Regions from separate parts of the Homo sapiens genome. Here region 1 is linked to region 2. Evidence: read pairs that join two places in POLR2A ChIA-PET (ENCODE). Cell type or tissue: PC-9. All regions are shown on one strand. Each heading gives the region's core, and the rest is flanking DNA. Links, peaks and the distances in the headings are about the cores only.

Evidence for each region. ChIA-PET counts read pairs that join two places held together with the same protein. Peaks named below come from ENCODE experiments on the same cell type or tissue, not always from the same donor. Only the 100,000 strongest peaks of a DNase experiment are listed, where the experiment ranks them.
Region 1: POLR2A ChIA-PET joins it to region 2 with 8 read pairs; 2 of 35 experiments call an interaction of 5 or more read pairs at or near these places.

What each region holds. Positions count from the first base shown.
Region 1 is chr2:215,551,562-215,556,952 of GRCh38, reverse strand. All of the region lies in intron 1 of LOC102724861 (a long non-coding RNA gene), which reads right to left. Among named protein-coding and RNA genes, the nearest start is that of FN1, 120 kb to the right of the region's middle. In PC-9, for the core only: a CTCF peak has its summit at 2,804 (motif pointing left); a DNase peak (open chromatin) is centred at 2,112.
Region 2 is chr2:215,800,262-215,805,652 of GRCh38, reverse strand. The region is part of intron 1 of LINC00607 (long intergenic non-protein coding RNA 607); the gene reads left to right. It also overlaps the pseudogene COXFA4P5. Among named protein-coding and RNA genes, the nearest start is that of LINC00607, 41 kb to the left of the region's middle. In PC-9, for the core only: no CTCF peak of the experiment used is centred there; no DNase peak of the experiment used is centred there.

The DNA of each region.
Region 1 (5,391 bases), core at 206-5,205, 250 kb after region 2:
TGTTTGTTTTTTGGTTTGTCTGTTTGTTTTTAAGACAGAGTCTTGCTCTGTCGCCCAGGCTGGAGTGCGATGATGCGATCTCGGCTCACTGCAAGCTCCACCACCCGGGTTCACGCCGTTCTCCTGCCTCAGCCTCCCGAGTAGCTGGGACTACAGGTGCCCACCACCACGCCCGACTAATTTTTTTGTGTTTTGTAGTAGAGATGGGGTTTCACCTTGTTAGCTAAGATGGTCTCGATCTCCTGACCTTGTGATCTGCCCACCTTGGCCTCCCAAAGTGCTGGGATTACAGGCATGAGCCACTGCGCCCAGCCCCCAGTGGTGTCATTGTTTTAATCTGACATTCTGTGTCATTTTTACCCCTTGTTTCATAATCATTCAAGTTGACTGTAAGTGACTCCAAGGTGGCAATGATCACACTCGGCCAATTCTAGTAATATAGGTAGAACCACAGTCAGATGGCAGTTCTGACTCCTTCCACACTCCCTCATCTCCCTTTCTTAGCCATCATAGATGTTTGAGAAGGCAGCAGAGATTCTCCATAAAGAAGGAACAGATGAAGGTGGAAAAACAAGGTTTTGCTTTGATAATATATATCAGTGGCAGCTACATTCTACAGAATAAAGACCAAAGAAGAAAATGTAAAATTTTTCTATGTACACTCCTGATCATTTCACTTTTAGAAAATTTGGAAGCATTTGGTTAAAATGTAGTCATTTTTGTTGTGTATCTCGTAAGCACAACCTGGGTATCACATGGTAGGAAAATTGGGCTCCTGGCAGGGGAAGGGCCTCTTTACTTCTTGTGCCTATGCAAGGACCCTGAGACCCATTTCTCCTTGGAACCAGAAGGGCCCTGAGAGCTCACCCTAGCCAACCTATTTAACTCCACAGGTAAGGAAGCTGAAGGCCCTGGAGGAGAAGCTTGCCGGAGATCATAAATGTGTAACACAATGAAGACTGCAATTTGGACTCACAACTCCTACTCCAGTGCTTTTCTCACCACATCATATTGCCTCTTGATCTGTGATGTTCTGGTCTGGATGGCTCTGTTTCTGGAGGTGTTTGTTGTCAAATTACTAGCACACTGTTCTCATTGTTCTACATATATATATAAAATATCTCAATTATATATATTATAAATAATATTAATATATATACACTACTCTTTACATTTTCTAAATATTAGAATATATACAGTATAATATATGTATTTATAATAACAACAATATAATTATATTGTGTATATGTGGTATTAAACATAGAGTCCCGCTATTTTGCCAGTCTCTGCCCATGTCAGGGGCAGCCAGTCTGTACAGTGTCCTCTCTGGCTACTCATTAACTCTCCATCACTCACTCCCACCAACCCCTTGTGCAGGATGATCACACAGTGTTTCTCTGGTAGCCCTAAGAAAACCATGCATGGCTCTATCTCGTCAAGGTCTTTCCTTGACTACAGTGCTTTGCATCTGTTATCCTGTTTGCCTGTTTCTTCAGTTTCTAAGGATAATTTAGTCCCTAACTAATTGCCTGCACTTAAACCCCTTGAACACAGTGTGTTTCCCTGGTGTTTCTCTATTTCCCTGGTCTTCTGAGCAGTGCTTTGTCCTGAGACTCTTTCTTCCAATATAGACTGTCCTGTGACCCTACTGTGATACGAGAATCCAAAGGGAGGCAATTTTTAATCAACCAGTACAGCACACGGGAGGAAGCCAAGGATTTCTGGCTGAAGATACTTCTTTACGGTCTTTAATTCTGAATACATTTTTCAAGCAAAAATGGAAAACGATACACCTTAGTTTTAGGTTTTCATACTTGCTAATTTTATTTCTTCTTTTTTTCATTTGTAACATTATCCCAGTTCCTCCCAACCCTATGGCCCTAACCCAACAATTACCCTCTGGATTCTCTATCCTTTGGTTTCAGCCAATAACCAAGTACAGGAAAGGCAGCTGAGAACTGAACATAAAATCATTAGATTGCTACAACACACAGTCACTGCCAGATATAAATACCTTAATGAATTCATGGTTCATTGCTTAAAAATTCAGCTAGCTTCAATCTTGTGTTTGACATATACATTATTTCCTCTTAGTCATGCCAAAAGCTGAATTTGGCTTTAATTCAAGCTATGCTTGAATTATACTGAAACATTAGAATCTTGAAGCTACCTTCCCGAAGATCTAAATGTGGGCATGGATTTGGGGCAGACTTACTTCAATGAGTCCTGGTATGGGAGTCAATCTAAATTTCTCATGAAAACCATGCAGACATTTGTTCGGGTCATTTATCAGGAAGCGAATCTTTGGCATAAAAAAGATATTCTGAGAATAAGAAATTCAAATGGCTAATAATAATATATCTCACCCTAAAGCTCTCCAGTAAGACTTTCGTACTTTCCCACTGATGAAATATGTCAATGTTCAGGCGTGTGCTCGGAGCTAGCAGGCTGAGCAGAGAATAAGTGCCACTTGCTGGGATACCCTCAGTTTAGGCCATTTGCTTTGCTCTTCATAGCCTATCTGTAAAAGGCTATGGATTATACCCCACTGATTTGAAGTTAAGTCTATGGACTGTCTACCCTAAAAAGTCTAAGTTTTAATACAAGGAGAGATATTTAGTACAGTAAAAACGCAATGCAAAATGAACCTGATTCACCTATGAAAATCCATTCCTTTGGATATTTTTCTTAACTTAACATTATGCAATCCTAGTTATATTTGCCTACAAATTACCAAGTAACCATAGAGGTGATGTCTTATGGTGATCGAGAGAGTGCCCTCTATAGGCCGAGCCCCTGGAGCAAGTCCTGCCACTTATTTGCTTATCTAACTTCTCTGTGTTTCAGTTTTCTCATCTGTAAAATGGAGATAATACCTTCTTTTTTGTGGGTGTGAGGATTGATGAAGTGAATACATGAATAGTGTTTAGAACATGGTATTAGAGCAGGTACCATGGCTTACCTGGTACACAGTAAGCACTATACATACACAAACTTAACTGATATAATTAATCTACTGGATAGTCTACATCTGAGCTTTAATGAACCATCTTAGTATCTTATTATTTTCTTATGCATTAATGTGAAATTATATATAGACTACAAATTATCTTCACATGGGCTGAAATTAATTACAGATTTTTTTTTTTTTTGAGATGGAGTCTCACTCTGTTGCCCAGGCTGGAGTGCAGTGGCATGATCTCAGCTCACTGCAACCTCCACCTCCCAGGGTTCAAGCAATTCTCCTGCCTCAGCCTCCCTAGTAGCTAGGATTACAGGCACCTGCCACCATGCCTAATTTTTGTATTTTTAGTAGAGACGAGGTTTCACCATGTTGGTCACACTGGTCTCGAATTCCTGACCTCATTTGATCCACCCGTCATGGCGTCCCAAAGTGCTGGGATTACAGGGGTGAGCCACCATGCCCGGCCAATTTATACATTAAAATAATATATCATGCTAATATTCTACATCTGGCCTTCCCAATGATATACAACATATTTTTGAAGTTGCAAAAACTATGTGGGGTGGCATTATTGGGGTTCTAGCAGTTACAGAGTTGGGTAGAGGAAGGTAGAGTCAAGGGAAATAAAAGCAATCAAAGACAATATTTGTCAGTAGCTACCAACAATCTCCAGGGGTCTATTTGTACAGTCACCTCCCACTGCACCTCCATGGGTTCTAGGGTACAGCAGGCTTCTCAAATAGGGCTTCATGAAGCCAGTCACTGCAAAGGAAGTTCCATGGGGAGACGGGGGCTAACAATATTGAATAAAATACCAACATTTTGGAAAATACATTTAGGAATGGCCTTGATTCATAAAATTAGAGAAACCACATACTGCATATTTATTATTTTTAAGTCTATCCCAGAGGGGAATCAAATCAAAGAGGACTTGTTTTTATTAAATAAAATCCTAGAATTTGCTGCTAATCAAGGCCTATAAAAACAGTCACAGGATTGGAGGTTCAACTTAAACAACTTCTTTTTCTGTTTTTGCATTTGCTTTACCAAGCACTTGCATTTCGAACCTCTCAAACAGATCAAATCAAAAAGAGGATTTTAAAAATTAGCTCTCCTTCTTCACACTTTTTACAGAAAGCACAGTTATAATTACTTTTCCAAAGTGGATTTGGTGCTGAATATACTGAGGGTATAAGGACCATATTGCTGAAATTTTTATAAACAGAATGTTAAGTAGATACTGTGTAGTAATCAATTAAAAGCTAAATTTCAGGTGGAAAGAAGGTAATTGGCCTCTTCAAAATATTAAATCATTTCAATGACTGTTTAAATTAAAGATCTGGGCTGTGAATTCAGAAAGCCAAATATCTGCATATTTAACATCATGTGGATTTAACACTTTAAAGTTAACACGCATTTCATTTTTCATTTAGAAGTATATCATCCTCTATGCAACACCCTCCTCAGATGCCTAACCAGTGTTCTATTCTTCTTCTTGGAGTTAGCTAATTACTAGACTTTGAGCATTGGAATATTTCTGTGCTACAATCTTTTCATCCATAAAACAGTTATCTCTGCTCCCTATTTTATATGATAAATAGTAAACGTTACACATTGCTTTGAACTGTTCAAATGGAAACGATTTCCTAAATACATGATTGTTATCATAGAACATCAGAACAAAGAGGCACAATCAGTCAAGGTCCTGTTGGTGTTTGTAGACCATTCATCCAACTTCACCTTTGTGCTCTGGTTTTTTCTCTACATGCGTCCTCTGTATCCATGGGGGACTGGTTCTAGGATCCCCATGGATACCAAAATCCACAGGTGCTCAATTTCCTTATATAAAATGGCAAAGTATTTGCATGTAACCTACACACATCTTCTCATATACTTTAAATAATCTCTAGATTACTTATAATACCTAATAGGATATAAATGCTATGTAAACCATTGTTATACTGTATTGTTTAGGGAATAATGACAAAGAAAAAAGTCTATACATGTTCAGTACAGATACAACCATCCCTTCTTTTCCTGAATATTTTCAGTCCAAGATTGGTTGAATCCATAGACATAGAACCTGCATACACGAAGGGCAGACTCTGTATTATTTCTAAACATTCTGGGACAAAAAATTATTGTTCTTTATATTTACATTTATATTTATATATTTCTTTTCTAAGGATGCTAGAATATGATACTGGAAGGATGTGGGTGGGCAAGCTTGGAGGAGTTCAGACCAGGTTAAATAATTCTGCATTTAAAAGGAAGAGATCAAGAACTATGGTAAAAAGCTAAAAAGATTTACAAAGCCATGACTGGCAAGGGACAAAGAGGAGAAAGAAGATTTTGGAAAAACATGGGCAGTTTGGGAACAAAATACAGAGGAGAATGAAATATAAGCACCTCCTATTATTTTCCAT
Region 2 (5,391 bases), core at 306-5,305:
TAGTATCTAACAAGGAAGTCAGATAATTAAACAAATAACAACGTAAGCGTACATACATTTTGTGATAGATAATTATGTAGTTTATCATTCAAACTGGGACCTGAAGATGAAGGGGGAACTCTCAATAATTATGCTGGGCCAAGAGGTTTACACCGAGATCACCCTGGGCAAAAGGAGATGTTTCTGACCTTAGGGTTAAGAGATCCAGAGATGGTTACAGGACTGTGTATAAGGATCGCTTAATCCAGTCTGTATGTGATGATGGTGGGAGAAAGATTTTTAGGAGGAAATTACGTTGTTACTCATAGGACTGCCTCTTCAGGTGGGTTCTCTCCTGCGGCTCTCTAATGACTGCCTGTACGTCTGGAAGCCAAATGCTTCATATTTGTAAGACCAGCTGGGAGAAAGGAGTCTGCTACCCCAACAGCTCAACCCGAGTCTTAGATTTGAGTCTCATTGGCCTGATGGACTCATGTGCCCATCTCTGAACCAATCACTGTGGACTGGGGAATGGAATCTGGAGACTGGCCTATCCCTGTGACAGGTGAATTCAGGGTAGTGTTAGGGAGGGGAATGGGTTAATAATAAAGCAGTTGGCAGATACTACTTAGCCCAGGACCTGGTGGCTAGTCTGGTTCTCTCCTTTCTAATCGGAGGCCTCTACCGCAAACATGCTCTGCCGGATCATCAGTCAGGCCACTACGCATCCAAGCTTGATCCCCCTCTTCGTATTTATTGGAACTGGAGATACTGGAGTGGCACTGTATCTTTTGCACCTGGCATTGATCAATCCAGTTGTTAGTTGGGACAGAAAGAATAACCCAGAACCCTGGAACAAACTGGGTCCCAATGATCAATACAAGTTCTACTCAGTGAATGGATTACAGCGAACTGAAGAAAGAAGGTCCAGATTTCCAAATGAAATGTTTCGCTATAAAGCTGCTTTAGAATGAAGGTTTTCCAGCAGCCATCCGCACAATTTTCCACTTAATATATTTGTCCTCTAAATGCATGAAATAATGTTGATGCAATCTACTGTAGATTATACTGATTAATAAATAACTGAAACTTGAAAAAAATAATAACGCAGTTCTTTTTTTTCTTTTTTACTTTTTTGAAACGGAATCTTGCTCTGTCGCCCAGGCTGGAGTGCAGTAGTGCCATCTTGGCTCACTGCAACCTCCACCTCCCGGGTTCAAGCGATTCTCCTGCCTCAACCTCATAACTAGCTGGGACTACAGGGACATGCCACCATGCCTGGCTGATTTTTTTGTATTTTTAGTAGAGACGGGGTTTCACCGTGTTAGCCAGTATAGTCTCGATCTCCTGACCTTGTGATCCGCCCGCCTTGGCCTCCCGAAGTGCTGGGATAAAGCAGTTCTTATATAGCACTTATGTGCTGGGCATTGTTCTACGAGTTTAATGTGTTGCATTTTTAATTCCCCTAAAAACGCTTTGAGCTAGAAATTATTAATGTCCTCATTTTACAGCTAACGGGACTGAGGCACAGGGAGGTTAAGGAACTTTCCTGATGTCCCACATCTAGTAAGTGATTAAGCCAGAATTCCAACACAGGCAACTAGCTCTTAGCCATTACACTCTACCACCCGGACATCCTGTACAGCAGGAACTCGGTCTGACTGAATTGAAGAGTGTGAAGGCGAATGGTGAGAAACACTGCTCTCCAGTAATGGTTGGTTTTCCTTCCTACATCAGAAAAAAAAATTATATCATGTTTAAAAACACTAATAGCTGCTTTGTTGATAAATAATTTACATACCATACAATCCACCTGTTTAAAGTTTACGATTTAGTGGTTTTTAATTACAGAACCCATGACTAATCTTTTTTGTTGTTGTTGTTACAGAGTTGGGAAATCATCACCCCAATCAATTTTAGGACATTTTCATCCTCCTTAAAAGAAACCATTAACAGTCACTCTCATTTTCCCCACCCCTTCCAGCCCTAGGCAACCATGAATCTAATTTCTTTCTCTGAAGATTTGCCTATTCTAAATATTTCATATAAGTGAAGTCATACAATATATGGTCTTTTGTGATTGGCTTCTTTTTCAAGTCTTACTCATGTTGTAGCATGTATCGGTATTTCATTCCTTTTTATGGCCTAATAATATGGCATTGTATGGATATATCACATTTTATTTATCCACTCATCAATTGTTGGATATTTAGGTTGTTTCTAGTGTGTGGCTATTATGAATACTACTACTATAAACATTCATTTATAAATTGCTTATATTTTCATTTATCTTAGGATATACCTAGGAATAGAATTGCTGAGTCATATGGTAACTCAGAGGAACTATCAAATCATTTTCCATAGTGGCTGCATCATTTTAAATTGCCACCAGCTATGTATGAGAGTCCCAATTTCTCCACATCCTTTTTGAATACTTGTTATCTGTTTTTTTAAAAAAAATGTATATTATTAGCAACCTAGTAGGTGTGGTATTGTATTTTATCATGGTTTTGATTTGCATTTTCCTGATGACTAATGATGTTGAGCATAATTTAATGTGCTTATTGTTCATTTGTGTATCTAGTTTGGAGAACTGTCTGTTCCGATATTTTGCTCATTTTTAATTGGGTTGTCTTTTCATTACTGAGTTGAAATAGTTCTCTAACTATTCTAGATATACATGCCTCATCAGATATGCAATTTGCAAATATTTTCTCCCATTCTGTGGGCTGTTTTTAAACTTTCTACATGATATCCTTTTCAGTACAAAAGTTTTTAATTTTGACAATTTTCAATTTTTCATTTTTTTTTCTTTTTTTAATTGTGCTTTTGGTTTCATATCTAAGCAATCATTGCTAAATTCAAAGTCACAAAGATTTGTAGTTATGTTTCCTTCAAAAGTTTTACAGTTAGCTCTTACGTTTAGCTTTTAGATTCATTTTAAGCTAATTTTTGTATATGGTGTGAGTTAGTGGTCCAACTTCCTTTTGCACATGGATATCCAGTTGTCCCAACACCATTTATTAAAAAAATTACTCTTTCTCCATTGAAATATCTTGGCACTCTTGCTGAAAATCAGTTGATCTAATACCCAATGGTTTATTTTTGGACTTTCAATTCTGTTTTATTAATCTACATATCTTTCCTATGCCAGTACCGTATTTTCTTGATTACTGTAGCTTTGTAGTAAATTTTGAAATCAGGAAGTGTGAGCCCTCCTACTTTGTCTTTTTCAACATTGTTTTAGATATTCTGGATTAATTAAATTTTCATTGGAATTTTGGGATCAGCTTGTCAATTTCTGTGAAGAAGCTAGCTGTGACATTGATAGGGATTGTGATAAATCTATACATCAATTTGAGAAGTATTGTCATCTTAACAATATTGTATCTTCCAGTCCATGAACATGGGATATCTTTCTGTTTACTTGGATATTCTTTAATTTATTTAAATAATGTTTTTTAGCTTTCAGAGTATAAGGTTTGCATTTCTTTTCTTAATTGTACTCGTAAGTATTTTTCAATGCTATTACAAATGGAATTGTTTTCCTAATTTTATTTTTGGAATGTTTATTATAAGCATATAGAAATTCAATTGACTTTTGTATAATGATCTTGTATTTTGCAACTTGCCAAACTCATTCATATGTTCTAATACTGTTTTTAATGGATTCCTTAGGATTTTCAATATATGTGATCTTGTCATCTGCAAATAGAGATAGCTATACTTTTTCCTTTCCAATATGGTGCCTTTTATTTTATTATATTGCATAACTGCTCTGACTAGAGCTGCTAGTGCTAGTTTTCTTTTCTGTGATGTCTTCGTTTGGTTTTGTTATCAGAATAATACTGGCCTCATTGAATCAGTTGGGAAGGTTTCCCCTTGCTTCTTTGTTTTGGAAGAGTTTATAAGGAATACTATTAATTATCACTTTTTTTTTTACTTATTTTTTTGAGACAGAGTTTTGCTCTGTCACCCAGGGTGGAGTGTGGTGGTGCGATCCTGGCTCATTGCAACCTCTGCCTCCTGGGTTCAAGTGATTCTCCTGTCTCAGCTTCCTGAGCTGCTGGGATTACAGCATTGAATCCCAGGCTGGTCTTGAACTCCTGACCTCAAGTGATCTGCCCACCTTGGCCTCCCAAAATGCTGGGATTACAGGCATGAGCCACCACACCTGGCCTAATTCTAACTTAAATCCTTGGTAGAGTTCACGAGTAAAGCCATCTGGGCCTAGTAATTCAATTTCTTTACTTGTTATAGGTCTATTCAAATTTATATTTCTTCTTGGGTCAGTTTTGGTAGTTTGTGTCTTTGTGGAAATTCTTATATTTCATCTAAAGTATTCAATTTGTTGACAGGCAGTTGTTCATAATATTCCCCTATAATTTTATTTATTTCAGTAGAACTGTCCCTGCTTCATTTTTAATTTTAGTAATTTGAGTTTTCTCTTTTTTGCTTGGTCAGTCTAACTAAATATTTGCCAGTTTTCTTATTCTTTTCAAAGATCCAGTTTTTGATTCTGTTGATTTTATTCATTATTTTTCCTAGCCTCTATTCAGTAGTTTATTCCCTAATCCTTATTGTTTTCTTCCTTTGCTTGCTTTTTGTTTAGTTGCTCTTCTTTTTCTAGTGCCTTAAGGAGTCATGTTAATGACTTGAGATATTTCTTATTTTTTAACATAAGCGTTTTCAGTTCTCAAATTTCCTCTAAGCACTGCTTTAGCTACATCCCATAAGCTTTGGGATGTTGTGTCTTTATTTTTACTTATCTGAGAATATTTTCTAATTTCACTTCTGATTTCTTCTTTGACTCATTGGTTATTTAGTATTGTGTTGTTTAATTTTCACGTATTTGTAAATTTTTCAAATTTTTTTGTTATCAATTTCTAATTTTACTACATTTTGGTTGGCAAACATACTTTGCATGATTTCAATTCTTTTAAATTTATTCAGGCTGTTTTATGACTTAGCATACAGTCTGTTAATGAAAATACCAAACTCTGTAAATATTTTAAAGAAATTTATTCTGAGCTAATATGAATGACTGCAGCCTGGGGAAACACAGTCTTAAAAAGTCCTGAGAAAACGCACCCAAGGTAGTCAGATTACAGTTGGTTTCATACATTTCAGGGAGGTAGGATGTGTTAGTCTGTTTTCACACTGCTATAAAGAAATACCTGAGACTGGGTAATTTATAAAGAAAAGAAGTTTAATTGACTCAGTTCCACATGGCCGAGGAGGCCTCAGGAAACTTACAATCATGGCAAAAAGGAAGCAGGCACACCTTACATGGCTGCAGGTGCGAGAGAGCAAGAGTGAGCAAAGGGGGAAGAGCCCCTTATAAAACCATGAGATCTCATGAGAACTCACTATCATGAACAGGATGGAGGAAACCACCCCCATGATCCAATC